Linked DNA regions of Homo sapiens: region 2 is linked to region 1. Evidence: read pairs that join two places in POLR2A ChIA-PET (ENCODE). Cell type or tissue: B cell. All regions are shown on one strand. Each heading gives the region's core, and the rest is flanking DNA. Links, peaks and the distances in the headings are about the cores only.

Region 1 (16,178 bases), core at 5,908-8,407:
GGGAAAATTTTCCAAGGTTAGATTCCAATAAATATCTATTTATTATTAAATATTAAAATATCTATTTATTATTAAAACCATTTATAAGGCTTTTTCATAAATGTATAGCAAATAGGAATTATTAACTTGAGCATAAGATATGAGATACATGAACCTGAACTATTAAAATAAAATATTATATTTAACCCTTAGTTTAAGAAGAAGTCAATATGCTTATTTAAATATTATGGATGGTGGGCAGATCACTTGAGGTCAGGAGTTCGAGACCAGCCTGGCCAACATGGCAAAACCACATCTCTACTAAAAATAAAAAAATTAGCTGGGTGTGGTGGTGCACTCCTGTAATCCCAGCTACTCAGAAGGCTGAGGTACAAGAATTGCTGGAACCTGGGAGGCGGAGGTTGCAGTGAACCAAGATTGCACCACTGCACTCCAGCCGGGGTGACAGAGTGAGACTCCGACTGAAAATAAATAAATAAATAAATAAATAAATAAATAAATATTATGGATGGTGAAGGGAATGGTATAGAATTGGAGAGATTATCTTACTGAACACCTGTAGTCCCAGCTTTCTCTGGAAGTGGTCGTATTTGAGCAGGATGTGCACAAGGCAATTGAAATGCCCATAATTAGTTTCTCAGCTTTGAATACACTATAAACTCACTGGCTGAAGGAGGAAATTTTAGAAGGAAGCTACTAAAAGATCTAATTTGAAAAACTACAAAAGCATTAACTAAAAAAGTTTATTTTCCTTTTGTCTGGGCAGTAGTGAAAATAACTACTCACAACATTCACTATGTTTGCAAGGAATTAACACAAATAAAAGATGCCTTTTTACTTAAACACCAAGACAGAAAACTTGCCCAATACTGAGAAGCAACTTGCATTAGAGAGGGAACTGTTAAATGTTTTCAACCCAGTTCATCTGGTGGATGTTTTTGCAGGTTACTCTGAGAATTTTGCTTATGAAAAATCATTATTTTTAGTGTAGTTCACAATAATGTATTGAACATACTTCTAATCAAAGGTGCTATGTCCTTGTGTATGGTACTAAATGTGTCCTGTGTACTTTTGCACAACTGAGAATCCTGCAGCTTGGTTTAATGAGTGTGTTCATGAAATAAATAATGGAGGAATTGTCATGTGTTGCTTTTGTCATTTTATTGAGAGTGACAAAATAAAATTCCTTAATTCGGTCAGATTCACTTCTATAGGGATTTGGTTCCCAGAGTTACATGAACTGACTTCTCTAAGCAGATGACTAGAGCATTCTGATTAAATGCAAGCAAATGAATTCCCCCCTCTGGTTCTGGTTCTTGTCAACATGGCCAGATCTGAATTCTGTGGCCCACTTTTTGGTTTCCCCCAAGTCAGGCATCCATCTGTAGCCCCGGGGACTCCAGATTCATTGACTCAGAGCCACCCCAATGTGTCATGGGGCTTTTTTGAGGCCTCATGTGGGCTCACAAACAGGTGCTCCTGCTCTATGTTGGGGTCAACACGAATGTTGATTGTCCACAAACCACTTGACAATGGAGCTTCGGGCCCAGCAAAGGACATGATTCCCTTGTTGTAGGCATTGTCTCCAGAGTGTTCCTGGGCCCTCCTGCTCCAAACACACATTCATTCCAGGAAGAATCTGGGAAATGTCTCTTTTCCCATGCTGCTGCTGCTTGGTCCACCTGGGGACTGAAGTGTGTTGTTGTCATGGATACAGTTGCTGGCGCAGCCTCAGTCTCAAAATAAAAGGCTTGAAAGTCAGGGTTGAGCTGGTGCTGGATACGGGGAGCACACATCCCACTGACCTTCCCAACCCGAACTCAGGTATGAGCAGGTGAGCCTTTATTCCCCTGAAGATAGAAATCTTTATGGGAAAAGTGACAGTAGCTGGCCTACCTCATTTGTTTATCAGACCCAAACAGGCATCTCTGAACCACAATTAATTTAGTGGAATCAGTTGGGGCTTAGGGTACTACACATACACATTTATAGCATCAAATTTTTAAAATCAGTTTGTTCCCTACAAAAATCTTATCTGACAAGAAGAAATTTCCCTTCTTCTTTTATATGTGTAACATGTAACATGTTGTTACTAAATGTTGACTTTGGGCACTTCTTTGGCTATAAGAATGGTTCAAAATAAGTGAAAGGGATTGGTAGCCTGCGCCTTCCATCATTTTACAATCTGTTTGAATAGTTGAGGTTAATTTAAGCAATGAAATTAACACTACAAGGCAGAATTCCAAGTGCGTGTGTATCTTTATTCTGCAGATCCACATACAGAATAAGGAGATTCTCCTGTGTGGGGTAGAGGATGAGGGAAGTGCCTGGGGACACTCATCTTTGCTTGTGAAATAAGACAGAGAACATTGGCTTCTCCTGAATTCCTCCCAAGGAGACCAGTCTTGTATTTGTAGAGCAGAACTGCCCCAAGAAACTCCTCAAGGTAGAGGGCAAGACACAGGTGGCTGCACGTGGTCACTAACGGCGGTGCATTAGTCAAGTGGGATGCATTTGAAGTTGCTGGGAAAATATTGAGGAGGATTCAGGGAGACTAAGAACAGCAAAAAGGGGCAGGCTAGAGGAATGTGTTAGGGGGAGTGTGTTTTGAGGACCCTTTCCCTGGGATGGTACAAATCTTCAGAAAATAAATACACAAATTAAAGCACTTGTATCATCAGAACACCCGTGACCTTCTAGAACATGGAGCATGGCATGCCTGCGAGCCCCCCACAGCCCCCCATCATGCTAGATTGCAGCAAGATCCTTCCATCCAAGTTCTCACCTCTCCCATTGATTCTCAACACTGCTCTGGGGGTATCTTTCTGAAATGCAAGATGGAGCCAACCATTCCCTGCTCACAAGTCTTCAGAGATTCCCTATGTACTAACTCCTGCCTAACTTCTAATATGGGGCTCATGGACAGCAGCGGCCTGGCCCTTACCTCTGCAGATGCATCCTAGAGTCCTCCCTGCCTAGATCCCAAACTTCGAAGACAGCCGTCTGGGCACAGACTTCATGCCAACTGCCAGTGTGGCCCTCCTGTCCTGAGCTGAGTGGCATGTTCCCCTTTGACACTTCCCACCACCTACTGCCCAGCACTCTTTGCCAGGGGAAAACCAAACCACTTGTGTTGGCCACTCTTCCCCATGGCTTTCCCCTATCCTTTGTTTTATTCCTCTAGGGGTTTCCTAAAAGGAGGCAGCATAGTGCTATAACTCAGAACTGCATCATTGTTCGAAAGCTCTGCGACTTTGAAAAGGTTATATGAGTTTTCTGTGCCTTGGTTTATGCATCTGTAAAATGACCCTTCTTCCTCAGAGGACTGAGAGGATTCCATGAGATAAGTTGAGAAGTCCCTAGATCCAGGGCTGGCCCTTTATAACTGCTCAGTGAATGTTAGCTGTCCCCATCACCACCATTTTCAGCTGTTCTCTCTGGCTAATGTCTCTTCCACCTGTCTCTTTGGCAAACTCTTATTTTACCGTCAGGGCCCAACTTGAGAATCACCTCTTCCTGCAAGCCTGCCTTGATCCTCTGCTCCCAGAGCAACCTCTGGTAGCTTTGTCCTATGAGGGCTTCCTGGCTCTTCCACTCATGGCACGTGTAGAAAATAGAACCTGTAGGTCACCTGGTGCTGGACAAGGACTTCTCTTAGTCACAGGCCCTGGCTGGACCCTACTTAGTGGCTAAGTGCCTTGACACCCCTGTAGTCAATTCATGGTCAGGCAGCTGTGATGATCAACTCCCATCATGATCTGTTTATGTGTCTCCTCCCTTCACTGGACTGGGAAGTTCTTGAGGGAAGAGACTTTTACTGGTTTGTTTAACTCGTTACACCCAGACAGTGCCTGGTCTGTTGCAGGAGTTGGATGGGATATTTATGTGGTTGAACTGAGCTCTTCTTCACCATTCTCCAAAGTGCTGTATAATTTCTTTATTCATGTTCCTTCTTCTCTCTTGCCTAGTTGAAATATTATTTGTAATTAAGCACCTTTGCACCCTTTCCTTGCAATCCCAGGCAGAGGTCACAAGTCCTGCCCCATGTGAGGACAGACCCCTATTTACAAACTTGACTTCAGCCCTTGCTGGTCATTGTATAGGGGACTCCAGATAAACAGAAACAATACATTTATTATGAGGAACTGGCTCACATGATGATGGAGGCTGTGAAATCCCACAGTCTGTCATCTGCAAGCTGGAGACCCAGGAAAGCTGGTAGTGTGTAATTCCAGTCTGAGTCCAAAGGCCTGAGAACCACAAGCATTGATGGCGCAAGTCCCAGTCCAAAGGCAGAAGAACAATGTCTCAGCTCAAAGTCAGGCAGAAATAGAGAATTCAGCCTTCCTCAACCCTTTTGTTCCATTCAGGTCCTCCATGGATTGAGTGATACCCATCCACACTGGGGAGGGAAATCTGCTTTATTGAGTCCACCAATCCAAATGCTAATCTCATTCTGAAACACCTCCACAGACACACCCAGAAATAAAGCTTAACGACATATCTGGGCACCCCATGACCCAGTCAAGTTGACACATGAAGTTAACCATCACAGCTCTGTCTCCCCAACTCCCCTGATTAGGAGCTCTTGTGGGACAAAGCCCTGGACATTTGTACCAGTTCACACACGTATGCATTTAGACACATAAACTGTGTGCCATAATGTGCTTAGCTATAACCTAAACCTATTCTCATGGAATTACAATCCACATGGAAAGCCAGGTCCAAGCTAGTTGCAGGCATGAGCCATGAACTGTGATGGGGGCTTGAGTGCAAGGACTTTAGGGGAGCAGGTAGGAGGGGGTCACAACCTCGCTATGGGAGAAAAGGCAGGAAGGCATCCCAGTGTGTCCAGAATTGGTGGGTTCTTGGTCTCACTGACTTCAAGAATGAAGCCACAAACCCTCGCAGTGAGTGTTACTGTTCTTAAAGGCAGCATGCCCAGAGTTTGTTGCTTCTGATGTTTAGATGTGCTTGGAGTTTCTTCCCTCTGGTGGGTTCATGGTCTCGCTGGCTCAGCGGTGAAGTTACAGACTTTTGCGGTGAGTGTTATAGCTCTTAAGGTGGCGAGTCTGGAGTTGTTCGTCTCTCCCGGTGGGTTCGTGGTCTCGCTAGCTTCAGGAGTGAAGCTGCAAACCTTCGCAGTGAGTGTTAACAGCACATAAAGGCAGTGTGGACCCAAAAAGTGAGCAGCAGCAAGATTTACTGCAAAGAGTGAAAAAACAAAGCCTCTACAGCATGGAAGGCAACTAAGCGGATCGTCCCTGCTGACCGGGGCAGCCTGCTTTTATTTCCTTATCTGGCCCCACCCACATCCTGCTGATTGGTCCACTTTACAGAGAGCCGATTGGTCTGTTTCACAGAGAGCTGATTGGTCCGTTTTGACAGGGTGCTGATTGGTGCATTTACAATCCCTGAGCTAGACACAAAAGTTCTCCACCTCCCCACTAGATTAGCTAGATACAGAGTGTCCATTGGTGTATTTACAAACCCTGGCTAGACACAGAGTGCTGATTGGTGCATTTACAAACCTTGAGCTAGATACAGAGTGCCAATTGGTGCATTCACAATCCTTTAGCTAGACATAAAGATTCTCCAAGTCCCCACCAGATTAACTAGATAGAGTGCTGATTGGTGCATCCACAAACCCTGAGCTAGACACAGGGTGCTGATTGGTGTGTTGTTTACAAACCTTCAGCTAGATAAAGAGTGCTGATTGGTGTGTTTACAAACCTTGAGCTAGATATAGAGTGCTGATTGGTGTATTTACAATCCCTTAGCTAAACATAAAGATTCTCCAAGTCCCACTAGACTCAGGATCCCAGCTGGCTCCACCCAGTGGATCTCACACCAGGGCCACAGGTGGAGCTGCCTGCCAGTCCTGCGCCGTTCGCCTGCACTCCTCAGCCCTTGGGCGGTGGATGGGATTTGGCGCCGTGGAGTGAAGGGGGCGGCACTCATCGGGGAGACTCAGGCCGGGCAGGAGCCCACGGCGGGCGAGGGGGCAGACTCAGGCAAGGCGGGCTGCAGGTCTCGAGCCCTGCCTGGTGCGGAGGCAGCTAAGGCCCAGCGACAAATCAAGCGCGCGGGCTGGTGGACCAGCACTGCTGGGGGACCCAGTGCACCCTCTGCAGCTGCTGGCCTGGGTGCTAAGCTCCTCACTGCCTGGGCCGCAGGGCCGGCTGGCCGCTCCGAGTGCAGGGCCCACCAAGCCCACGCCCACCCGGAACTCTAGTTGGCCCGCAAGCGCTGTGCGCAGCCCCGGTTCCTGCCCGTGCCTCTCCCTCCACACCTCCCCGCAAGCCAAGGGAGCCGGCTCCGGCCTCGGCCAGCCCAGAGAAGGGCTCCCACAGTGCAGCGGCAGGCTGAAGGGCTCCTCAAGCACGGCCAGAATGGGCGCCGAGGCCGAGGAGACACCGAGAGCGAGCGAGTGAGGGCTGTGAGGGCTACCAGCACGCTGTTACCTCTCCCCAGGACCCAGCTAAGGGATAAATAGCACTTATCACGGAGGAGTGTTTGAAGCAAATGGAACACATATGGGCTAGTGGTGGAGAGCACAGGTTTGAACTGGCTCGCCTGGGCTCAAATCCCGCCTCTGAAATATGTTGGGACCCTTGCCTGGCATGCAGTCCGTACTCATAAAATGTTAGCTCTTGTAGCTACATGTCACTTACCAACTTTTAAAATCTGTGTTTTGGGCAAAATGTTTCACAGTTATCCTGTGAAATTTGCCTTCACATGTCAGGAATGATTTTGCCTGAGAAAAATGAAAACAAGCCAATTGCCTTCAGGGAGCTGCACCTGTGGGGTAAAGACCCCAGGGAGGCTTCCTACAGGGACACAGGAGACCCCTGCATAGGGTGTGGGTATTAAAGTGCATCTGCCACCCTCAACCCCAAAGTGGATTTTCCACCCAGTATAGTGCTTTTTTTCCACACACACACACACACACATGCCCCCCCCCCCAAAAAAAACAAAACCCAACAACAAAGCTGCAGGTCTCCAAATGAAGAGCTTTAGCAGCACTTTTTTTTTCCTTTTAAGTTATGAGATGGGAAAATAGCATTTGCAGTAATTTTGTGTGGCTATAACTGAAATTCCATGTGCGTGTTTTGCCTTATCGCTTTTAAGTAAGTACAAAGGGACAGATAATGCTTCCAAATGCATGCTGTCTCTATTATGACTATGGTAACTCCCAATCACTTGACTGTAAATAGTGCGGGGTTTCTGTCCCTGTTTCACATGCCTTTCACCCTACCTTTGAGCTTCCTCCTTCGCACCACCCGCCCCCCACCCCCCCCTCCACCGCGTCTCTTGCTTTCATTTCTGCACTGGCAAATGGCTATGATGTTTGGTTCCTTTTTTTCAGAGATGAGTGAAGAATTCAAGAGAAACTGCCCTCTGGGTTGATGGCGAGAGTTTTTGCCTTCAGCTTCACCTCTCACGTCCTCTGGATAGACCTCCCAATGGGGGCAAAACCACCGCAAAATGAAAATCCCCTCCTCCCCATTGAATCTGCTCTGCTGAAGCTGCAACACTCTCGGATTATTCCAGAAATGGATGTCCTTTCAAGCCCCGCTGTCAGTTTCTTTCCGATGCATAAGGCGATTTATGGATGCTTTATTCTAAGCCATGTGCCTTCAGTGACCCAGAACTGACAAGACTTGAGTTCCTGGCCCCCTGCAGGTTTCTCCACAGTCCATTCCCTAGCAGCCCCCTCCCCAGGGACAGCCTGAGGACACCAACACCAAGCAATAGCTCTGTCCCCTGCAGAACCTCCCATCCTTCTCCCTCCACAGCCCCCTCCTACTCCCCAGCTCCCCCACCCTCCAGCCCCTTCAAAACCCATCAAAGCCCCAGGACTTTGAGCACTGCTATCCTTCGGAGTGTCAGGCAACCACAATACTCTCATTCCAAGGGAGGGTCATTTCCAGGTCAGGAGAATCATTTTCCTTCCACTGCTGAGAGCTCCAGAATCCTGGATTTAGGTTCCTTTGTTATGAGGTTTCCTCTTCTGATCCTTCCACAATTAAGTGACACAATTTCTCTCCCCATTAAAAGGCAGGAGGCTTTCATTTTCAGACTTGAAGAGCATTTGACTTGAATGGAAGCACTTTTGAGTTCAGAGAGGGAAGATAAGTTCATTTTCATTGAGCACCACGGCTCACCTCTTCATATGATTTGCTCAGATTAATTCTCCAGTATTTCACATTCTCAAAGAATGTGAAAACCCCACTGATGAGACGGATCATGAAGCTTCCCTGGGCTTCAGTTCCCTCATTAGAAAAAGGAATGATTTGAACCAAATAATTATGCAGGCTCTCCCTGCTTTGAAATACTGACATTTTGTCACTGCTAGAATAAATGGAAGGAGAGCACATGGCTTTGGTCAAAACAAACAACAACAAACCTTCTTGACCATTTTGGTTGCTTTTACGTGATTTCTGTAAATGTGGCAGGGCAGAAAGGACAGGTGTTAAATGATGAGTGTTCACACCTTCCCTCTCCTCTCACAGCCTTCGGAAGGGTGGAGTTTCCTGCTTGGTTCACCAGGCAGTCTTTGGTTGTGGGAATGAACCTGGTGGTAGAAAAATGAGGAAACAGGAAGGTTCCAGGGAGGCAAGTGGAAAGGAAGAAGGGGGCCCGCCCGGCTGCATTCGAGAGAATTTACCGAGTGTGGAGAGGAGGAGTAGCAGGATTTTGGGCCCTGCCTCGCTTGTGTGCGTGTGTGTGCGTGTAAGCGTGTGCTCTGTCTGAAGCTCTCCTTCTACCCACTCCCTACTCTCTGTCATGGCCATTTCAGACCTCCATTATCCTCAAAGGCTTTGGTTCCTCTTGTTCCCCAATCTCCTTCTGTAGTCTTGGCAAATAGTCTGACTTTCTACTTTTCCATTCCAATAGCAATTCTCTCAATCTCTCTCTTCCAAGTTACAGACCTTCATCCACCTGGACCAGAACGTTAGGGTTCTTTTCTACTGCAGTGGAGGAGTGTTCTTTTGTTTTCTCTAAGGTCAGCTGTCTCCTCCTGTGCTTTGGATGCCATCCCCTCCATTCTTGTCAGGAACCTTGTAGCAGTGATTACCCCTCCTCTCGCCTTCCCTTAACCTCTTCCTCTCTCAACTGGAAACTTCCATCAGAAGTATTTCAATTTGCTCAAGCCTTTCCCATTTTCACTATATAAAGCCTATGCCCTCCCTCTTCCCATTGCCCTTTCTGTCTCCTTTCTTTCGTAGTCTGAGTTTTCAGAAATGTCCCTATACTCATTGTCTCCATTGCTTTCCCTCTCTTTCTCTGCTTAGCCTTCTCCAGTCCACTACAGCCTTCATTCCCCCATGAAGCTCCTCCTTCTAAGCTGGCCAGTGATCTCAATGTCTTTATACCCAATGACATTTTTCAGTTTTCCCATTACCTCATTGCCCAGCAGATTTGACATTGTTGACAACTTCCTTCTTCCTGAACTCTTTCTTCTGTTGATTTTCTGGAAACCACAGTCTGCAGGTTTTCTTCATACCATTGACTGCTACTTCTTAGTCCCCTCTGACTGCAATTCATCCTACTCTGACCACTGAATCTTGGCCTTCCTTCCTTCTCTGTCTTAGGCTCTCTCCTGGACCACCCGGGGTCAGCTCATTCACACCCATTGCTTCAGTTATGGTCTAGATTCTGTTGATTCCTAGATTTATAATTCCAGCCCAGGTTTCCTATCTGAGCCCCTCTCTGCTTATCCAACTGACATCTTGATATACACTCTTTAATGGTTTTTAATTTTTTAATTTTTTTTTTTTGAGATAGGGTCTCACTCTGTCACCCAGACCAGAATGCAGTGGTGCGATCTAGGCTCACTGCAACCTCCTCCTCCCAGGCTCAAGCGATTCTCTTGCCTTAGCCTCCAAAGTAGCTGAGATTACAGGTGTGCACCACTGCGGCCAAGCTAACTTTTGTATTTTTGGTAGATTCAGGGTTTCGCCATGTTGGCCAGGCTGGTTTTGAACTCCTGGGATTACAGGCGTGAGCCACCATGCCCTGCCACTCTTTAATGTTTCCACCAGGCAGAAATCTTGGAGTCATTTTTGGCACCCTCTTACTTTTCTTTTCATATCCTGTTGATTGTATCCTCTAAACATCTCTGCAATCTAAACACTTCTTTCCTTCCCTACCGCTGCATCTTTGTCCAGCTTAGACTTGGACTGTTATCTTTGCCTGAAGCACAGTAATAGACTTCGACACTTCCTTGTGCACCTACTTATTCCTGCCCTCCTCTAACTCTTCTCCAACTCTAGACCAAAGTGATCTCTTCAAAATGAAACTCTGATCATGCAGTATTTAAAACCCTTACATAGCTTCCGCTTGCTCTTGGATTAACGAACAAGATTGTTACTGGGGGCTATAAGGCTCAAAATGCTCTGGTCTGGCTGGGCGCGGTGGCTCACGCCTGTAATCCCAGCATTTTGGGAGGCTGAGGCAGGCGGATCACGAGGTCAGGAAATCGAGACCATCCTAGCCAACACAGTAAAACCCCGTCTCTACTAAAAATACAAAAAAAAAAAAAAATTAGCCAGGCATGGTGGCGGGTGCCTGTAGTCCCAGCTACTTAGGAGGCTGAGGTAGGAGAATCTCTCGAACTCGGGAGGCAGAGCTTGCAGTGAGCCGAGATCATGCCATTGCACTCCAGCCTGGGTGACAGAGTGAGACTCTGTCTCAAAAAAAAAAAAAAATCTCTAGTCCTACTTACCTTTCTAGCCTTATCTGATACATATTCTCCCTCTCTGATCTCTATCTCAATTTCTCAAGGACACTATGGAGAGGGAAAGAGATGCTGTTAATAGTTAGTCTTGGACAACAGGCATAAAATATGACCACACTGAGCAAACTGTATGATGCCCTCACTCAGGAATGACATTCTCCTTCCTACTGCAGGCCCTTTTCTTGCTCTATTCCATCTGCCTTGGAACCTCTGGCCTCTCTTCTTCGCCTCATTAATTCTGATTTGCCTTTCAGGTCTCAAGATCCACTTTTTCAGGAAAGCCTTTCTTGACTCCCTACCTCAAATACTCCTGTGATGTACTTTTGCAACACTTCCTACGGAGCCCCTCCTGAGTGCCATTGACCTCTTTTGAGATTCCTCATCACTGTTGCCACTTTGTGTGCATTTATGAGATTATTTGATTAATATTTAATCTTCTCCACTGAAGTGTAAACTCTCTGAAGCCAGGAATCATATCGAGGTTCGCTCACTATTGTATCCCCCACATTCAGCTCAGTGCATGACACATAATGACTAAGTATTATTTAATAGGTGAATCAGCAAAGAAATCAGCTCATTATTGGGGGGTAACTATCCATTGGTTTCTTATGTTTGTGCACATGTTATGAATAGAGATACTGACTACTTTTGTTTCTGACTATCTGTCTATTCAAGCATTTTGAGTAATGAACAGCCTTGGAAGATACAGATGAAGTCCCCCTTCAGAACAGAGGACAGACATGCTAGCTTCCCAATATAATAAAGATAATGTCTTCCTCTAAAGAAAAGGGCAGGTGTGCTTCCTGCCCATAATAAGTGATTCCATTTCTCTCAGATCAGTGTTCTGCTGGAAATATAATTGACTGCATATGCAGGTATAATATGGCTATTTTCGTGTTGCTTTGTGGGAATTGTAGCTCAAGTAACCAATGCAAAAAATATTGAAACCCTGGCACCTGCTGTAAGTAATAAACTGTCTTTCATCTCTAACAAATAATCTTGTGTCTTCTTTTAGCACTCATGCTAGTTGCGTGTTTGGTGAAATCTCAGACCCTTCACAGTTTTTGACATTAATTAATTATATTTTATTCATTCTGTATATTTCTTAGACTTTAGTATCGAGATGTGCAGAAATAAAACATGTGAATGTCTTGAGTATAAGTCCCTGTTTTTCCTTATGCATTGACAAACTACATTCCTGAGATCACCCCTACATGATAATCCGAAATAAGCAAAGGTTTTATTGACCATCTCTCTTACTTATTCACTTTTTAATGTTCCCTTTTTCTCCTAATTTTGTCATTTTTTTCCTCCTATGTTCTTTTTTTTATTAGTACTGGTTTATTGCAGAAAATTTAGAAATATTAATATGTCCTCCTATGTTCTTAATCTATGGTCTATTTCCTTTCAAATGGTTACATTAATTTCTCCCAGGGTGTTAGCTGATCTTTATAGGGGACTCTTAAAGAGGAAAAACATCCAGAGTTTAGCGAAGTATAGTAGAAAAAGCCCTGAATCAGAAATTAGGAGACATAACTTTTACATATGTACAGGCATAACTAGTTATGTGAAATTGGGCAGGTCACAAAGCTCCAGTTTCCTCTTCTGAACGCAGTCATTCCTTTATGCATTTATTTATTCATTCAACAATCATTTATTGAATTATTTGCAATAAATGACTTAACTGCTGCCTTCAAAAAACCCACAGTCTAGTGAGAGAGAAAGACAAACTCAAGATATTAACACAGTGTGAAAGGCATGATAATAGAGGAAATCCCAGGGAGCTGCTGTAGGACCCATGGGATTAGAGCGGAGACAGAGAGCATGGGATTAAACTGTGCAAGGGAGGTGGAGTCTGAGCTGAGTCTGGTTGGGCAAAATAACTTGGCCATGGAGAAGGTGAGGTAGGGAGTTGTAGTCAAAAGCAAGAGAAAGTCCCTTGCAATGCTTGTTGAAGCTTTTCCCTCTTCTCCCTACTTAGGCTTTGCCTTGGCTCCCAATCCCTCCAAACCTATAGTGGTGTCCCTAAGGGAGAGTCTTATCACCCCTGTGGCCATGGCAAGTGGCCTAGTAGAAGGTAGTGTAACAACCCAGCAGAGAGCTCAGGCACCTGCCTCCACCACTAACCCTGCAATCTGGGCACCATATTCCTGTCTGCAAAAAGGGAGTCACATTTGGTTTCTCCTGCTGGGTTACCGTGGGGATGTGAGTGCTCAGCATAGTCCTTAGCCCATGAAAACTATCCAAGTGGTTGCATCAAAATTGGGGAATACTTTGGAAATTATTCATCTCATTTCTTTTTTGTCTCTTTGAGAACATGACATCACCTCTAGTTGGCCCAGGACCTCCATCTGCCTGAGGGTGGGAGAATGGAGCAGAGATTAGAAGTGTCTCAAAGTCACACAGGGAGGCCAACATAATTTTCAGTTTCTAACGTGCAAAATAGGATTAGGCAGCAGGAGGTTAGCTTTGAAATACAGAATATTCTCTTGAGGTGAAATTACAAGTTTTTTTATTTCCCTGTCTTGAGTATTCTCCCACCAACACCTTCGTGACAGTCTTCAGAAGAAAGATAAAGGCAATTGAGTGCATCTGATGAGAAGAAGCAAGGCAGTCATCATTATTTACATCTACGTGAGACAAATAAAAAGAGTTTAATGATTTCAGTCACTAAGGGCTAGGGGCCTCATTCAGAAGACAGTGGTTTTTGACCCCAAGACCTGCCCTTGTCACTATATTTTTCAATAGCACATGTTTGGAAAATGACTGCTTTAAAAATGTATATATCCTCCCAGGTTGAAAATAACTTCATGCTTCTTAGTAATTTTGGAGAGGTACAAAGCAATCCCAATAATTTGAAAGCATCACAGACTCTTTTAGAGAAGTTTTTGGAGTGCTTTCAATGGTTGAGCCCATAAACATGTCCACTGATTTACATTTTAAAAATGAAAGAGTGTTGTATTAAAATATTTGGATTCTGGTCACATAGTAAGGCTATTGTGCTTCCAGGGGTTAGCACAGGATCAGACTTGGTTACTGGAAGTATCAAAATTTGCAAATTATCCTTCAAATGAAAATTATTCAGTTCTTCAGGTTTTTTGCTTATGACTGGTGCATGTTTGCTGGTTGTGAAAGTGGAAACAGATACAGGATTTGCTCCCAGTCTGAGCATCTGGAGTTGAGTGGCAGGGAAGCTAATAAGGCATCTCACTGCATTCTTCCCTTTTCTTCCTGGATGGATGACATGTGTTAATGTTCATGTAAATCCTTGCCCCACTTCACTCTAAGAGCTGAAGCAACCACTTAAAAGTCTTTTGTCTGTTTGTTTTTCTTTTTTCTTTTCCTATTTCTAAGTAATAGACTCATACTGCTAGTTTTGATTGTTTAGCATTTGTGACTTCCTATGGTGAAAGAATAAAGACTTAGTCATTTCATGCCCTGTTCCCAACCCCACCTTCATCCTCCCAAGAGAGTCATATTATAGTTTTTGTTATTGTTCAGTGTTTGTATTATCATGACCAGAAGTATTTTTCACAGCAATACCGCATTTCCTTTTGTGGTTGTCATTAGTGCTCACTGACAGATATTTTGTTCTTAACTTTTAAGGTACATAGCAGGACTTGCTTTCCTGCTCCCTTTGAATTAGGTAAAGTCATGTGACTAGGTCTAGCCAATGAGCTCCAGGCCAGAGCATGTAATTACTGGTGTGAAACTTACCAGAGCTCTCTTTCTGTCTGGTATTGCTAACTACCAATATTCAAGAAATTTATGAGTGATGCTAGCATAATGGTGGATTGGAAGATCCAGACCCTCCTTTTACCCATGCACACACTGATTTAATAATAATACATGGGGCAACTTCCTTTCTGAGAAGCCCAGAAACAAATAACAAGAAGTTCCTGCATCTGAGATGGGCATGAGACCAGCTGCATAAAAGTCAGTAGGAACATTCAGGGCACTTTTCTTGGCCTTGTTCTTCCCTTCAGTACAGCACAAAACAAATGGGTAAAAAAACCCAAAACTCCTGGCTTCTTCCTTAGGAGGTAAGGAATTGAAGCGTGTGTCTAAAGGTCCAGCTTTCTGAGTGGCTGCCTGAGGGACTGGTTTCTGTTTGCCTGAATGTAAGCACTGGCAGGAAGAAGCACGAGGCTGGTAGGGACACTGAAAATAAAGGCAACAGTTTGGACTAGTATATACTCATTTACAATAGCCCCTCCTCCTGGCTCAGCAGAGAATGAGTGGGTGAAAACTCTCAAATGGTAATTTCTCCCTGGGGAAAGAAATTGTTGGAGCACGGCATTTTGCAGAGCTGCCTGAAGTACTGATTTCTGTCTCATCCAATTCAGGGTGCTGATGGGACCTAACATACTCTAGATTCCTGGTGACTACTGAAAAAAAAAAAAGCTGGAGCACATGCTGCTGCTACAGAAGACCCAGAGTACAGCAGGTAGACACCAGAGGAAGTAAGAGATTATGAGCATATGAAGATAGAAACAAGCAAATTCTTCTAATTAGAAATTTACACACACTCGCCAAGAGAAAATACATCCATAGAAAATTTGAGAGACCTCCAGATTTTCTACCTGTGCTAATTGGCGAAGGTCTTTCCCTGCATGAAGCCAGTCTGTGAATAATGGGAAAGGTGCCTGTTCCTTTGGATTTGCAGATATCAACTCCAAGCTACAGAAACATAAAGAAACTGGAAAATATAGCCTAATCAAAGAAACAGAATAAATCTACAGAAATTGGCCCTAAATAAGTGTAGGTATACAAAACACCAAACAAAGAATTCAAAATAACCATCATAATAATATTCAGTGAGCTCAAGAAAACAGTGTTTGAACAAAATTTGGATCTCAACAAATAAATAAAAAATATGAGAAACAAACAGAAATTTTGGAGCTAAAGAATGTAAGTGAACTAAAAAATTCATTAGAGAAGTTCAACAGTAGACGTCATCAAGCCGAAGAATAAGCTAACTCAAAGACAGATCATTTGAAATTACCCAGTCAGAGGAGCAAGAAGAAAAAAAGAATACAAAAGAGTAAAGAAAGTCTAAGGGACTTATGGAACACCATCAAGTAAACAAGGCTATGCATTATGTGAGTCTCAGAAGAGAAGGAAAAATGAGCACAAGGCTTATTTAAAAAAATAGTGGCCAGAACTTTTTAAAAATTGAGAAGGAAAAGGCACATCCAGATTTAAGAAGCCCAGTGGTCTCCAAATAGGATAAATTAAAAGAAGTCCATACAGAGTAATATAATAATCAAATGATCAAAAGTCAGAGACAAAGAGGGAGTTCTGAAGGCCTCAAGAGAATGCATAAAAGAAAACTCCATAAGATATCAGGGGATTGGGATGTACATTCAAAGTGCTGAAAGTAAAAATTTGCCAACTAAAAATACTATATCTGGCTTAATGGTTCTTCAAAAAT
Region 2 (16,178 bases), core at 6,405-8,904, 1.3 Mb before region 1:
GGACATTGCAGTTTTTGTTATCACATGATTCTGCCTAAGAAATAGATTTGTGGCCCGGCACAGTGGCTCACACCTGTAATCCCAGCACTTTGGGAGGCCGAGGCGGGCAGATCACAAAGTCAGGAGATTGAGACCATCCTGGCCAACACTGTGAAACCCCATTTCTACTAAAAATAGAAAAAATTAGCCAGGCATGGTGGCATGCGCCTGTAGTCCCAGCTACTCAGGAGGCTGAGCCAGGAGAATCGCTTGAACCTGGAAGGCGGAGGTTGCAGTGAGCTGAGATCGTGCCACTGCACTCCAGCCTGGATGACAGAGCAAGACCCCGTCTCAAAAAAAAGAAAAAAAAAAAAGAAATAGAGTTGTTTCATTTTTTTTTTAATCAGCAGTACAGAATTTTACATGTAGAGGACCATGATTTTTAAATTAGGATTGGCTAATACATAGATGGCTTCCATATTTTTGCTTTTATGAGCAGTACTGCAGTTAATGATCTTTCTGTTTATGTTAATTTTTTACATGGGTAAGAAGTAGAATTGTTGTGTCAAAGGGGATGGGCATTTAAATAATTTTTAGAAATTGCCTTCTATAGAGATTATACTAGTTTATACTTTCATCAGCAATGTATGAGAGTTTGTGAAAATATATGAGTGTGTCCCCACACATACAAATGGGTGCATTTGAGTTTTATATATGTGATAGTTTGGTTGACAGGTGTTCAACTGCATGGGATCCTAGCATAATAATGCAGTTAGCTCTGACCACAATTATTTCAATATTAGAATATATTAATCTGTATTTTGGGACCTCATACTGTTGTTTAATTATAGTAATACCCAGAGACATTATTTAGTACCCCACTGCTTACTCTGTGCTAAAAGGTAAGTTAATATATATGTTTCAATCAGTTTTCTTTTTTATTAAGTACATTTTATTATAGTTTGAAATAGAAATATAATTTTTGAGTTTGGTGTCTTTTATTTTTAGTTGTCAAATATATCTTAAGTCTTTAGTTTTGATGTTACTTGATTATATGATTATATACCTATAAAGTAAAAAAAAAAAAATCTTATTTACACTGATAAAGTTCCTAAAACTTATCAAACAAATTGTTGTGAATAAAATTCTGAAAAAACTAGCTAGGAGAAAATGACCTATTTATTACAACACATTTAATAATGAAAGTAGAAGTTTTTTAACGATTAGATGTTGACTTCTTCAAAAGAAGGTGGTATAGACATCATATTTCAGTGGATTTTGAATCAAAATAGAAAGTTAGTGGAAACCAGTTTGGACTAAAATATTAGTTGAATTGCAGGATTCTTTTTTACCTTACTTCTTTCTTTCTGTTTTTTTGAGACGGAGTCTTGCTCTGTCGCCCAGGCTAGAGTGCAGTGGCATGATCTCGGCTCACTGCAGCCTCTGCCTCCTGGGCTCAAGCAATTCGCCTGCCTCAGCCTCCCAAGTAGCTGGGATTACAGGTGCCTGCCACCGCGCCCGGCTAATTTTTGTATTTTCAGTAGAGACAGGGTTTCACCATCTTGGCCAGGCTAGTCTCGAACTCCTGACCTCATGTCCACCTGCCTCGGCCTCCCAAAGTGCTGGGATTACAGGCATGAACCACCACGCCTGGCCTTTTACCTTGACTCTTAAGCCTAAGGTTTTCTCTCTGCCAGGAGAACCCTTGGCTACAGACATACCAAAGGTGCACTCCACTATCTCTTTTTACTTGACCCTGTTCCAGATTGGCTGTGGTGCAAATGCAGGTTAATAACTGAGTGATTGGGTTTTACTTTAACTTATTAAGTATTCCCTTCGTCTTCCCATTAATGTGTTATTTAGATGGTTGCTCTTGTTTAGATCCTTGGCCCTTTCCCATTCACTTATGATTCCTGTCATTCTGTTGAATACTACTTGGAGTTGCTAATTCACATTGATGTGCAGAATGTCCTACTCTCGCATCAGACCTTTTGGTAACTCCCTTTCATTTCCACTTTTCACCAGTTAAAGGCTTACAGGACCCTTTCAAACCAGATCTCTTTTGTAAAATTTTCTGTATTTATTCTGTTATGTATTTTCCCTATCTACTTGTGTATATATAGAGTGTTTAGTTTGTTTGCTTATTTCCTCACCAAACCTAGCATAGTGTAAGACATTGGTTGTCAATTTTGTTGATCTGAAATGTTAATTTGCAATTATCAGGTAAAATCAAGTTTTGGATCATTTCGTATGTTGTGCAGTTATGGTTTTCCATTGCTAGTAGTAATTAGATGCCTTTTTATAGATGCAGTAGGAATGTGGGGAGAAGCAACATGTAGTTTTATCTGTTTCATCCATTTTTTTCTTTCTTTTTTTCCTTTTTCTCTTTTTTTTTTTTTTTTTTTTGGCAGAGAAACTTTTCCATGTCTGTAAATAGTGCTGCTGTCCTGCGATTGACAGGACGAGGAGGAGGAGGAACAGTGGTGGGGGCTCCTAGAGGTCGAAGTTCTTCAAGAGGGCGAGGTGAGCTTTCATATGAAAAAAGTAATAATGGAGGAGGAGGAGGAGGATAGAGAACTTACTTTTAAAATATTTTAATGCCTGATTTAATAAAAACTGTTCTTTGACATTAACTGCATACTAAATGTCCTGAATATTTATATTCAGAACCATTTTTTAGAGGTATCTCCTCTATAATCCCTGATTTGGAGCAGAAGAGTATAATTCTAGCTGTACAGATTTGAACATGAGGGAGTCTAGACAGTCCCAATTCACTCCAACAGATCCATGTTCCTCATCCCTGGAGAGCCTTACACTCTGGGAGCCAACGACTCCTGAAGTGTCTTAACTATGGAAGCAGCACTGAAGTACCTGCAGTCCTCTGTGACAGTTTCTGTGTGAGGGGCGTGTGCCAAGAGCTTCTCCAGCCAGAGAGGGGCTTTAACAAAAACTGCCTCATCAGGACTAGGACATTTAGGGGTAGAAAAAAAGATAATTCTGCCACATTCATTTATTTAACCTATAGTTTTACATATTTTTGTCTTGGAAAAATAGTTCTTATTTTGATATTACTTGTTTCTTTGATATCTGCCCCCTATTTTGGGTTTGCTGATTTTCTCCTATATGACGACATTCTTAAATATTTGTAATATGAATATTTGCTTAATCATGTAGCTCTTACGTTGACTAAATCATAACAGTGGTCTAAATACACCTTGTGATTTTCTGTAAGAGATGCTTTAGAAATGGAAGAATTGGATGTCTGCAATGAGTGAGACCATTGTCTCTGCATATTGTACCACCAAGATTGGCATGATCATGAGTATAGAGTATTTAAATTCTTTATAAATAGAGTAATTTATCTACAGTCTCTCTAGAAAATGCATTCAATTGTGCATTCCTGGGAAGAGATTTCTTTTAGTAGTCCACTCAGAATGTGGGAATCCAGGTGTGAAGTGTCTGATTAAAAGTCTCCACTTGTTTTGCTAGGTACTATTACATAGTTGTGTTTTTCCCTCTGGCTTTATTTGTCCATCTTTAGAGAATATTTTTTTTTTTAACCTGAGGAGATGTTAGACTAATCTGTAAAACTTAAAGGAAATACCTGTGCAACAAAATTTTGGGTGGTGGGATCTAGGCATGTGTGTGCTTCAAAAGCTCCACAGGCAGTTCAGATTCATACACCGAGTTAGGTTCCATTGGTCCAGAATTTGAGATCCATGCATCTTGGTGGCATGGTGGTGGTTTCGAGTTGGGACTGACCACTTATGGCTCTGGCCTGCTGCTTGGGCATTTCCTGTGTTTTTCTGCTGTGGGTTGGTAGCAAGGAGAGGTTGTACTTGGGCAGCTTTGCCTCCAGTGCTTTTCAGGGCAAGCCAGGGAGAGATCTTCTTGGTGAAGAAGTGTGAATAACACCGACTTTTGTGTGCTGCAAATACCAACCAATCTCTGAACAGCACCCCCCGCCCCCCGCCATTACTTAATCTAGAAACAAGTGAATGATTGAATTTCTCCTTGCTTTTTGGTTTATGATTGAATTTCTCCTTGCTTTTTGGTTTCTTTGAAATGAAGGGTTATCACATATGATAGAAAGCTTACATTCAGAATTTAATCAGGCTATGTAAAAAAGATAGATGTGACATATGTAAGAAGTCATGACTTTATTTACATATTAATGTTGAAGAATGGCACGAAACTAGTCAAGTGACTGAACTGACTTGGTGTGAAAAGTACTTTTAACATTATCTCAACCACCCGTGATTCTTCTTAATGATCTCAGTAGCTCATTTTCTGAAAGAAGGTTGTAATTATAATCTGTGGTTTTGTGTTTTCCACTCATTACTTAATTTTAACTTGCTGGTTAAATAATGATTATTGTGGCTTTTCTTTGTATAGGCAGAGCTAACACTAGATGATTATCTTGGCTGTTTGCAACTTTAGGAAACTTTGATGTGGAAATTGACTGATTTCCAGGCTGCTAAATATCATGTACTAGTAAAATTTAAATAAACTAAATAGGTGGTAAGAACAACATGAAACTGTCATTTTATTTGGTTAGGTTGTTTAAAAATAAAGCAGATTGACAGAGCTCTCAACTATTGTCTTCATCATTATTAAAAGGAAGTATGTTTTAATTCCCAAAAAGAATAGGGTGAATTCTTAGTAGAACAGTTCTTTAATTGAGCCTTACGATAGGTTCATCATGTTATATTTACTTCCTTATTCATGTATGGGAACCACTTTATAGAAGATTAAAATTTTTCCAAGTTGGAAAGCTTTAGAACCTGATCGTTGTAGTATGTCCCACCCTAAAGTTTTAGTATCATTAGCAGGACCGGTGTCAGTGCTAGTTATAACTGAGAAAATATTTTATATGTGTTTTGCTTGTCTTTCTGGTAAGCTGGAGGCTATTTTTTATATTTATATGTTTCTGGAATAAAACATTTTCTTCAAGGTGATACAAGTGTAAGGGCCTTCCTGAGCAAATGGCTTTCTCTAAAAGATGAGGAGACTTTTGCCCCCATCCTAAAATCTTCCTTGTAGAGGACATGCGTTATATGACAATTTATATTACATTATTTTAGGATCTTAAATACAGTGTATACATTTCCTGAAGGGGAGAAGTACTTAAACTGTGAGTTGACTTTAAGTGAAGTTGACACAAGTGGAAGGGTAACTTTATTATAGTTCCACCGTGCTTCTCACTTCCGTTTGACAAATGAAGAAGTGGATACTTGCACTCGTCAAGAGGGTATCCATTGTTTCTAAGATTACCCACAAAATAATTTGGTGCATTATTTTGATACTTCATAATATAGTCATATAAAAGTACAAGTGTATTCTGAGTTAATTCTTGATAAATTACAAACAAGAAATAGAAATACTGCATGGATATTTGAAGTAATTAGCTCAATTATATTTAGCTTTGGGATGCATTCATCAAGATCCATCATTTTTCTTTGGGTCATTGTGCACTGTGAGAAAAATTGAGCTAGGGACGATGGCTAAGATTTCACCTAGTTACAAATACATCCTTGGACCCCCACCCCTCCTCCCCTCCTCTCATTTTCTCACCTGTGTATTGAATACAAATGTTTGTTGGGAAAACTGTACATAAAGTATGAAGCTAAAAGTGCATACGGTCTTCTGCCTCCAGACCTAACAATTGGATATATAGCCTTCTTGACCCTAACGGTGCAGCTATATCATTTATATAAATGGAATAATTTTTATATGCATCATTCTTCAGTATGTTCTTGTTATTGAACAGAATAATGTCCGTGCTTAATCTGCTGTGGCATCATAGTGTTCTACTGTATTTTATCAGAATTTATGTAGCTAATCCTTTATTGATTAGATTTCTAGTTTTTTTTTTTAATTACAGTGAACATCTTCATATATATTTGCATTTTTGTACAACTATTTCTATTAGGATAAATCCTAAGTAGAATTGTTGAATCAAATGTCAATAGATCTAACCAAATTGCCTTCAGTAAAGGCCAGTTTATGCTTGAACCACCAGAGAGAGCCTCTCAATCCCTATGCCCAGACACTCTACCAGCTTTGTTGGTTCAAGTTTAGTCCTGATACATTTCTTTTTAACTTCAAGATTTGGGTGTAGAGTAAACTGTACCTTTGGTTACTCTGTAATATACCCTGTATGGCATTCATGAGGTTTGATGGTTTTAGAATTGATGCTATTAAGTTATCCTTTCTCTGGGATTAGATAAATTATTTTAACTTTTATGCTTGACTTTTTAACTTTAGCCCCTGTCTTCTTAAACTCTCTAAACCAAGATTTCTTCCATTTTTATGAAAATAAAACAATAAAATATTTAATCTACGGTAGTGTTTTATTGAACTTCTTAGAATTTCACTATTCAACTGTTCGTTAAAGAACTTAAAGTTGATACTTTCTTGTTCAGGACTGGGTCTATTGCATTATATTATGTTAGTTTTTTTAACTTGTTTCTTTCAGCCTCTTGTGGTCCAGCTACTTCAATGCCATTGTTGGTCTCATAAGTCAAGATCATCAGGCCTCGTTCAGTATTTAAATGTAGATGTCCTGCCTTGTATAGAGATAGAACTTTAGATATTAATTTATGGTGGTGAATGTGTGCCACATGTTGACATCTGACTATCATTTTTTTCTGTTTTCTTATTTTCAGGCAGAGGCAGAGGTGAATGTGGTTTCTACCAAAGAAGTTTTGATGAAGTAGAGGGTGTTTTTGGTCGAGGAGGTGGCAGAGAAATGCATAGATCGCAGAGCTGGGAGGAAAGGTAACTGGATCCACATATTGGCATAAAAATTTCTTGGCATATAAAACTTATATTTTTTGCTTTCTGCGGGGAGAAATGTTTTTGTACAGTTAAAGGGTTTCATTTTAAAAAATGCTCTTAAGTATTGAACATCAAGTTGTACATTAGAAATTTTTAAATGATTCTTATTTAAAGGAAGACGGATTCTAGATAGATAGGTTAATATATGAGTGCCAGCATAGTTAATTTGATTTGGTATTTGATAGCAAATACCAAATTGTCATGTTATTGTTTGTTGGTATTAGTAAAAGTATCTTCTCTCTATATTGTTTGTGGCTTTATATGAAGTCTGTCAAGATGAGTGGGGGCAATTGCACAAAGATATCTGTACAAGAATGTTCACTATGATGATATTTATAATACAAAATAATTTGAAATAAGCCAAACAGATTGATGTTGGCCTTATATAATTGTATATCCACAAAGTAGGATATTAATATGAGCATTAGAGGTGTTTTTGAAAATATTTAATGATGTGGGAAAACACATTCTAAGAGCAGTATATAAAACTGTATACTATGTATCTAATTTAAAAAATAATATTTTGGGTCAATAGAAACAGCTTTTGGTAGGTGAGGGGATGGATATTTTTCTTTTTATCTTTGTGCTTTTCTATATTTTCGAAATATTAGGCAATAACTATGTATTTATTTGTTTTGTAATTTGAAGAAGAAATGCTTTTAGAAAAATGGGAAAGTGAGTGTCACAGATAGGAAATCTATATCACTGTGAGACTTTGTTTGAAACTTATTTTTTCTTTTCCAGGGGTGACAGACGTTTTGAAAAACCAGGACGAAAAGATGTAGGTAAGGTTCTTACCTACACACATAAGGATAAATTTATTAAAAATTGACTCAGTTACCTGCACCTCTCCAGTAGATGGGGCTGCAGCATTTCCTGCATTTAAACTTCCACGGTTATTTGAAGTCTCTACTGCATGAAACCAGAGATGATGAATACAGCCATTAGGATTTACTTGACTTGGTCTGTGTGTTCTCTGCAAGGCATATATTCTTTATTAAGGCCAATTTGTGAACTGAAGACTCAAGTTAGGAACCAATCTACTAACTCTTTTTCTAGTGTAGATAGCATCTCACAGATGAGAAGAAATAGGGCAAATGCTAAAATCTTTGCTTTTGTATCAGAGAACAAAGGCCAAAACTATGAATGTTCTTAATTTACTAATTTATTCATTTGGCCTTTTTGCTGTATAGTCCTTTTTTTTTTTTCTTGTTTTGTGATGAGAACAAAAAAAAAAATAACTCAGATAAATTGCAGTTAAGGTAGCCACTGAAGAGGAACATAATAAAGGAACAGGATTCCATTGTTTATGATGAATTAATCATAATTTGTATTTAAATTTGTATTTAAATACATAATTTATATTTAAAGAATTTATACTGTTAAGATGAGCTTCCTAGCTGATTAAAGGTACTACCTTACAAACTACCAGTAGGTATTAACATCTGAGGAGAAAATAATGCCAATTCATGGTACCATGAATTGGTACTATGAAAATTATTACAAGTTCCAAGTCCTACAAGTGCTAAAAAAGTTCTCCAGAGCATGATTATAACTGATAGTGTTAATCATGTCTTTTTTTTTTTGTTTTTTTTTTTGTTTTTTTTTGAGACAGAGTCTCAGAGGCTGGAGACTCTGTCACCCAGGCTGGAGTGCAATGGTGTGGTCTCGGCTCACTGCAACCTATGCCTCCCGGGTTCAAGTGAATCTCCTGCCTCAGTCTCCCGAGTAGTTGGGACTACAGGTGCGTGCCACCACACCTGGCTAATTTTTGTATTTTTAGTTGAGATGGGGTTTCACTATGTTGGCCAGGCTGATCTTGAACTCCTGACCTCGTGATCCACCCGCCTCAGCCTCCCAAAATGCTGGAATTACAGGCATGAGCCACTGTACCGGGCAGTGGTAAATATTTCTTATAAACAAATGTTAAATATGTAAATACCATTCACAGACTGACTTGCAGATTGTTTTAAAAACTAAGTAATTTTAACAGTCAGCTTTGTATCACTGTTTCTGTTAAAAACTTAAAGATATCAATAATTAAAATTTCTCATTTATGAATGTGGCATTGGGAATACGTAGTTATATTTATATTAATGAAAACCGTTAAGGCCAGGTGTGGTAGCTCATGCCTATAATCCCAGTGCTTTGGGAGGCCAAGGCAGGACAGCCTGGGAGACATGGTGAAACCATGTCTCTACAAAAAAGTACAAAAATTAGACCTGCATGATGGTATGTGCCTGTAGTCCCAGCTACTTGGGAGGCCATCATGTGATGGGAGGATAGCTTGAGCCCAAGAAGTCGAGGCTGCAGTGAGCCGTGATCACACCATTGCACTCTCTAGCCCAGGTGACAGAGTGAGACCCTGTCAAAAAAAAAATTAAAGGTGTGTAGCATGAGGAAATTGGGAACAGACTAGGTAGATAGTTTATTGTTAGCTTTAGCCATATTGTAGACTGTTGGATTAACATAATCATGGGGGGCTTGTCAAGACCTCTGCTCCCATCCTTGTCTGATTCAGTACTTTTGCCATGAATATGTAGAGGGGATGAACAGTAGTTTAAAGAGTACAGGATTTGCAATCAGAAGATCATGGTTATTCTAAGCTCTCAGATCTCATTAGTCTCATAATAAAATGAGTGATAATGCCTTACAGAATTTTTAGGATTATAGTAGTTCTCCCCCTTTATTTGTGGGAGATACATTTCAAGACCCCCAGTGGATGCCTGAAACCACAGATAGTACTGAATCCCATAAATACTGTGTTTTTCTATACATATATATCTATGATAAAGTTTAATTTATAAATTAGGCACAGTAAGATATTAACAGTAATAACTAATAATAAAATAGAACAATTATAACAATATACTGTAATAAAAATTATGTGAGGCTGGGCACAGTGGCTCGCACCTGTAATCCTAGAACTTTGGGAGGCTGAGGTTGGCAGATCACGTGAGGTCAGGAGTTGGAGACCAGCTTGGCCAACATGGTGAAACCCTGACTCTACTAAAAATACAAAAAAAAATTAGCCAGGCGTGGTGGGTGAGCACCTGTACTTCCAGCTACTGAGGGAGACTGAGGCAGGGGAATCGCTTGAACCCGGGAGGTGGAGGCTGCAGTGCGCTGAGATTGTGCCACTGCACTCCAGCCTGGCTGGCAGAGCAAGACTCTGTCTGCAAAAAAAAAAAAAAAGTTATGTGAATGTGGTCTCTGTCTCTTTCTCAAAGTACTGTAATATTTTTTGATCATGATTGACCATAGTTAAACTGTAAAGCAAAACTGTGGATAAGGCGGGATTACTGTAAATAAGAGCATATGAACTCATTTATTCATTCAACAAATATTAAATTCTCACTTATGTGCTAGGTGCAAAATATTTCTTTAGAGGATATTGTTGGTATGCTGATCAGATTTTCAAATCATTCAATATTGTGAGGGATATCTATGGAGTGGAACAGTTAGGACATGGGATCAGAATCAAGGTGAATCGAGACCAAATCTAATCAAATGGGGCATTTTAACAGCAGAAATGAAAAGTCTTACATAAGGAAATTACAGAATTTAAGGAGTGGCTGCATGTAAAAGCAGCCTTCTGTGGAAAGGATACAACCCTCTCAGTGACTCTGGGCTTCATGTTCATCAGCGGTGTGCTGATGTCCTCTCAGCCATGGGCAGTATTTACTAAAGTGTCCTCAGTGAGTCAGGTGATAGGCCCATTGTCTTTTATGTTGTCACAGGCAAGCCTAAGCATTGTGTTCACTTCTGGGACCACCCCTTGAAAGGGTCCACACATTTGAGTAGGAGGGCTGGGGCATTTGAAGCCTTGCGATGGGAACTGTGTGAAGGAAATGGAGCTGTTTAGATAGGAGACAAGATTGTGGACAGGGCAGAGTGGGGAGGAGGGCTTATAGGGTCACTCTCTATCAATACCTGCCTACTAATCATGATCATGTGAGGTGAGGACTTAGACTTGATCTGTATGTTTCTAAAGGGCAGAAAAGGGCTAACTGTTGGAAGGTTCAAGGGGGCAGGTATTGGACACAATCTTAAAAGATCTAATTATTAGAATTGTCTGAAAATGGCTTGGGTTGCCTTGGGAAAGTAGTGAGTTGATAGAACAATAGCCTGGTTTTAACTGTTCACACATATTCACACTTTGGTGGTTTGGAATAGTCAAGTTTAGTCGTTGTTATTTGTGGTTTTCATATTTTAACTATATTAATCCAATGAGGGTAATTTTCTTAGCCACCCTCTATTAAAGGTAAAGGTTCTTTTATTTACATCCCATTGGTATATCTTTGAAAAGGCAGGTTCCATAAAACTAAACTAACATGAAGTATCTCAGAATATTAAGGATACTAACTTCTAGTTAGTATCTACTATTATATAACTGCTAGTATACTAAAATATCATGGTAATTTCCACATACATACATATTCTAATATGTCATAGTCACTTTGATTGAATGCTTTTTGAAAAGATGCTCACTTCAGGTTAACTGCTAAAGATTCTGAGCTTTTACTTTTTGGAAGTAATCCACTTTTGTTGACGATAATGTAGGTCTTTAAAAAACATTGTTCATAATTATATCTTACACTCTCCAAGAGTAGCAATACTAAACTAGTTTGTTCAGGCACACTGATACATTGATCAGTATGAGGTCAATATGAGTATATTGTGAGATATCCTACGACATCACATTAAGACAGTTCAAGTACTGAAGATTCCAGGATGATCTATTCTTTTTAAAATTAGGAATGATGCTTACCATGTATTTGCTTCTCATGAAAAGAGAAATGGGTAGAATTACAGACATCTTTAGATGTAAGATGTCTTGTAAGATGTAAGAAGCTTGCATAACCCCTGTGAACAACCATAGGAGAATGTGAAGGTGGAAAAATGTCTTTGATACTAGAATTAGAATTCCTACTCAGTAGGAATTGATTGTGCACAGGGGGAGATCAGTTCTGGTGCCCATCTTATGGTATGATTCTGTAAGGGTGAAATGAAAGGATTATTAAAAAATAATCCATATGATACCGGTTCACTCAGCCCAGTGCAATACAAATTAGTGTATTTTGGTATGAAGTACTTGTTAATAGACATAGCAATTTTTGGTTATAGACTCTTCTGGTACTTGGTAGTATGGGCTTGTACATATGTAAAACTAGGCCCCTGAGATTTTTAGGTAACGACATGCCTCCAGTTTGTTGAAACTGTCATGCTATCTTTATCAGTTTCCAAAGGAACGTTTAAAGTTAGTTCCGAAGTAGTCTTCCTGATCATGTGTGCAAGACTTCATGACCAAGCTCCCAGATGATCCAGGTTAGTGAGCTGCACATCCAGAAAGGCAGAGCAGCCATTCCTCCCTCCCAGTAATTTCCGCCCTTTTTCCATTGTTACTTCCTTTTCCTCAGAGGATAATGGTCTTTCTATAGAAAACCTAATCCTTAACCTAGAAACTGTGATTTGAAATAAGTGAAAGAAACAATGAACAGTCCTCCCAGAAACTTTCTATCTCCTGCAAAAAAGTTTTGGATCACGTTTCTTATAGATTTATAAAGTGTTTATTAAATAACAGTAGTTTACCAATAGTTTTTTTTGGCATGTGTAGGGGAAGTCATATTTAGTTTTCAAATGCCAAATTTATTATAAACAGTAAGTATAATATGAAACTCATCTGACTTAAATGGAACCTTAGATCTCAGGTTTTACTCATTCACTTATGTCACCTTGGGCAGCTTCACTTAACAAGCGAGAGGGTGAACTGTGTAAGTGATGTAGTGCCTTTAGGAAAAAACATACCATGTAAGTCTTCAATACTACTTTATTTTCAAAGGTTAGGTGAATCTTGTTAATTTATTATAGAAATAAGAATTCTTGCTGTCTTTATGTGTTACAATAGTCTTGGGTTGGGAAAATCTGTTGGTCTGATTTCTACTTAAGAATGAATGTCTAAGATTTTCAAACAGCAAAAGTTCACAATAATTAAGTTTCTGTGTTCTTGATATTCTTCTGCTATTATCAGTCTTAGACCACTCCAGAGTTCTTCTTTATTTTCTTTTCCTTTTGGTCAAATAGTAGAAAAATGTGACTTGCTGCTGAGCCCTGCTCTTCACACCTGCTTGCCTTTACTCAGCTAGTATTTATTTCAAGAGATGATTCCTGCCTAGGTCATCACCAGTGGGGAAGGTTAATCTTTCATTTTTCCCACAGAAACCTGAATAAGGGAAATTTCAGAAAAGAACAGCCACAAATCTGTTTGAAACCTGATAGGGTGACTTTTTTGGTTTTTGTTTTGTTTTAAGGACAGTTTCTCTTTTTTTTATTGAAATGAAAATCATGCAAATGATCATCTTAAACTGGACATAAGGGAAAGGGCTCATTTTAGCATAGATAAAATAAAAAACAGAGGAAACATAATTTTTATAGACTATTAGATTTAGAAAGAAATAATAGAGTTCATCTAGTCCAACCTCCTACTGGTGAATAAACACTGATTTTGTGTTTATAGAAAAAACTATTTGAAGTTGGAAACAGGAATTTGAGTTTGAAAATGCTTTGTTGCCTAATTATCTTTTGCTTTATCTACTGTAGATTTTTTTCCCTACTCACTCAAGTTATATCTAAGTAAAGCTTTATATCTATAAAGACTTAAATATATTTTTGTATTTATGAATTAGAGCCATCATGATGTTTTATATGATCAAATGAATCATACATAGGAGGGGAATGTTTTTACTTAGGTTGCTAGAAGTCATTTAGATGAATCACCGTTTGATTATTATGGAGGACAGTTTTAAAATAAAATTTTGCGTCTCCTTGCAATGCAAAATACCACCCCACAGGTTCCATTTGGGCTGGAGCTTATCTGATCACCTTCTGCCACAAATAAGTGAACATATATGTATGTGTTCGGGTGTCATGTTCAAATGCTTTTAGGTTTATGTATAAATCTGTACTTTGTTGTTTTTCTCGTTAATTTTTGTTCTTAGTTGTTAAAAATTAAGGAGGTAATACTTACTCAAGTTTCATAGTATAAAGAACCAAATGAATGATCTTTGTTGTCTTGAAAAAAATCCCAGCTCTTAAAGGATATTCACTAAGTATAGTGAAGTCGTCATTCCACCCAGGGAGCTAGGTTTGAAACTAAACTGTTGCTTCAATTTGCAGATGAAAATGAGAGATTAATGGTTGATTTTCTTAGAGTTCAGTTGTGTTAAACTTCACTGTCCATTTTGCCTTCATTACTAGTATCATACCACATTCTTATAAATTCACCAGCAACATTTCTGTATAAGTGTCTGTCAAGTTGAGTTACATTGATTTCAGCAGGTAACAAACTTTGTAATGTAGAGTGTTATGTTTCCAGAATGTGTATTGTTAGCTCAGCCATTCTTATGTAGGCATAGGCATGATTACCGTGATGTAGAGAGCTATAATTAGCATTGAAAAAAGAAAACATGAGATACAGTAAAGAAAAAGTAGCTGCATAACTGGCTGGGTGTATTTAATACATTAAAAAATGGATAAGTCTTATTCTGTCAGTCCTGTTTCAGAGATCTGAAAATTGTCAATGCTTTGTCCATTGATGTGGATATCCAGGTCAGTCCTGTTTGGGCTTTTAGAAACCAGAGGAGTTGGAAATTCAGGGACAGTCTTGTCAAAATTCTCCATCTTGATTTGATATTCACCTTTGGAACCTCGGGTCAACAGAGATGCAAAACAGTGATGTAACATGATTTCAGACGGTAGGTAGGATGTCCTCCTTTGGCATATTTCTCCAGTGCCCTCCTGCATTGCTGAAAGGAATACAACTAATTCAAAGTGAGAAGGATTTTCATGCTGGAGCAGAGTAGCCAGAGGACTTGATGGTGTAATGGAGTGATAGTACGTTAGTGGAAAGATGAAGAATGGACATTCGTCAGAACTGATGCCATCAAGGTGGAAATCCACACTGGTCTGGTAGAGTTTGCCATTTTCTCTTTCCTGATAGAGTACAGCTGAGACCCGGACACTGGTTAGAGGGCTAGGTCGGGTGTTGGCCACTTGGAAGATAAGATTAGGTTTGCCATCCATGTGAGCTACTACTGCTGTGTCAGTAAAGCGAATTGAAAAAGCTCGATTTTTTGGCCGGGCAATCTTCGCCACAAAAGCACCTAAATAAGAAATTATTGATTTTTTTTTAGAATGAAGACTTTAAATATCAATACTTTTTCTGAATGACAAGTGTATATCAAATATTTACACATTTCTTGGTGCCATGCCTTTCAGTGAGTCAGGAATTGAACTCATTGTTAATTTGGTCAGTCTTATTTGCCTGAAGCATTTTTCAAAGTACATTTCTGTTTAAAAACCATGATTTCAGAATAGATAAGCAAAATGATTTTGTTACAGAGAAATGTAAAACTTCATCCTCTAGTTTCTTACAAAGTCAAAGAATTGGTCATTTCCTATATTCCTGCCTGTGCTTAAAAAAAAGTAATAGAAAATAAATGCAACTTGGCTACAGCCAGATTACGTTGAAGTAGAGACTAGGTTCAGAGTAGAATGATTTGGGATGGGGAGGGGACCAATAGAATGAGTGATATTTTGGCCAGGCATGGTGTCTCACGCCTGTAATCCCGGCACTTTGGGAGCCCGAGGCGGGCGGGTCATTTGAGGTCAGGAGTTTGAGACCAGCCTGGCCAACATCATGAAACCCCGTCTCTACTAAAAATACAAAAATTAGCTGGGTCTGGTGGCACATGCCTGTAATCCCAGCTACTCAGGAGGCTGAGGCAGGAGATTGCAGTGAGCCAAGTTTGTAGCACTGCACTCCAGCCTGGGCAACAGAGGAAGACTCCATCTCAAAAAAAAAAAAAAAAAAAAAAGTGATATTTTGAAGAATTTTTAAACTTTGAAACGTATTTTTAAACTTTGAAACTCAGAAACCTTTTGTGGGGCAGGGGAGGACTGACTATCAGGTAATTTCAGTGCACCTTTCAGGTCTATCTTCCTTGTGCCCTAAGCTATATATAAGAGTTTCTTAATCAGTTTTGTGCCACAGATTTTGTTGGCGGGCTGTTGGTAAGGTCTAAGAAGTAAGTACTTACCAGAATTATGTTTTAAGTGCTTAAAAGTAAAATATAAAAGAAACCAAATTATTGAAATTCAGTTGAACATTTAAGAAATGTTATTATAGTACTATATGTGCCTTACTGATACATTAAATAACAGTCTAGTGGTGGTTTTAGTACTGTGATTTTCAAGTATTCTGGTTTGATATGACAAAATATTTATGATTTCTGTTTGAATCAAAGCTACTAATACTGCTGGTGGTATTGTTTTTTGTTGCCTGTAGGAGATGCCAAATT

The links. Peaks named below come from ENCODE experiments on the same cell type or tissue, not always from the same donor. Only the 100,000 strongest peaks of a DNase experiment are listed, where the experiment ranks them.
Region 2: POLR2A ChIA-PET joins it to region 1 with 7 read pairs; 2 of 35 experiments call an interaction of 5 or more read pairs at or near these places.

Annotation. Positions count from the first base shown.
Region 1 is chr2:234,018,381-234,034,558 of GRCh38, forward strand. It overlaps TRPM8 (transient receptor potential cation channel subfamily M member 8), which reads left to right. Exons shown (of 26, transcript NM_024080.5): 26 at 1-1,142. Among named protein-coding and RNA genes, the nearest start is that of SPP2, 24 kb to the right of the region's middle. In B cell, for the core only: no CTCF peak of the experiment used is centred there; a DNase peak (open chromatin) is centred at 7,291; H3K4me3 peaks cover 458 bases.
Region 2 is chr2:232,753,833-232,770,010 of GRCh38, forward strand. It overlaps GIGYF2 (GRB10 interacting GYF protein 2), which reads left to right. Exons shown (of 29, transcript NM_001103146.3): 6 at 2,391-2,502; 7 at 6,648-6,759; 8 at 7,564-7,604. KCNJ13 (potassium inwardly rectifying channel subfamily J member 13) reads right to left here. Exons shown (of 3, transcript NM_002242.4): 3 at 11,970-14,981. The coding sequence ends at 14,359. Among named protein-coding and RNA genes, the nearest start is that of KCNJ13, 15 kb to the right of the region's middle. In B cell, for the core only: CTCF peaks have their summits at 7,691 (motif pointing right) and 7,892; a DNase peak (open chromatin) is centred at 7,689.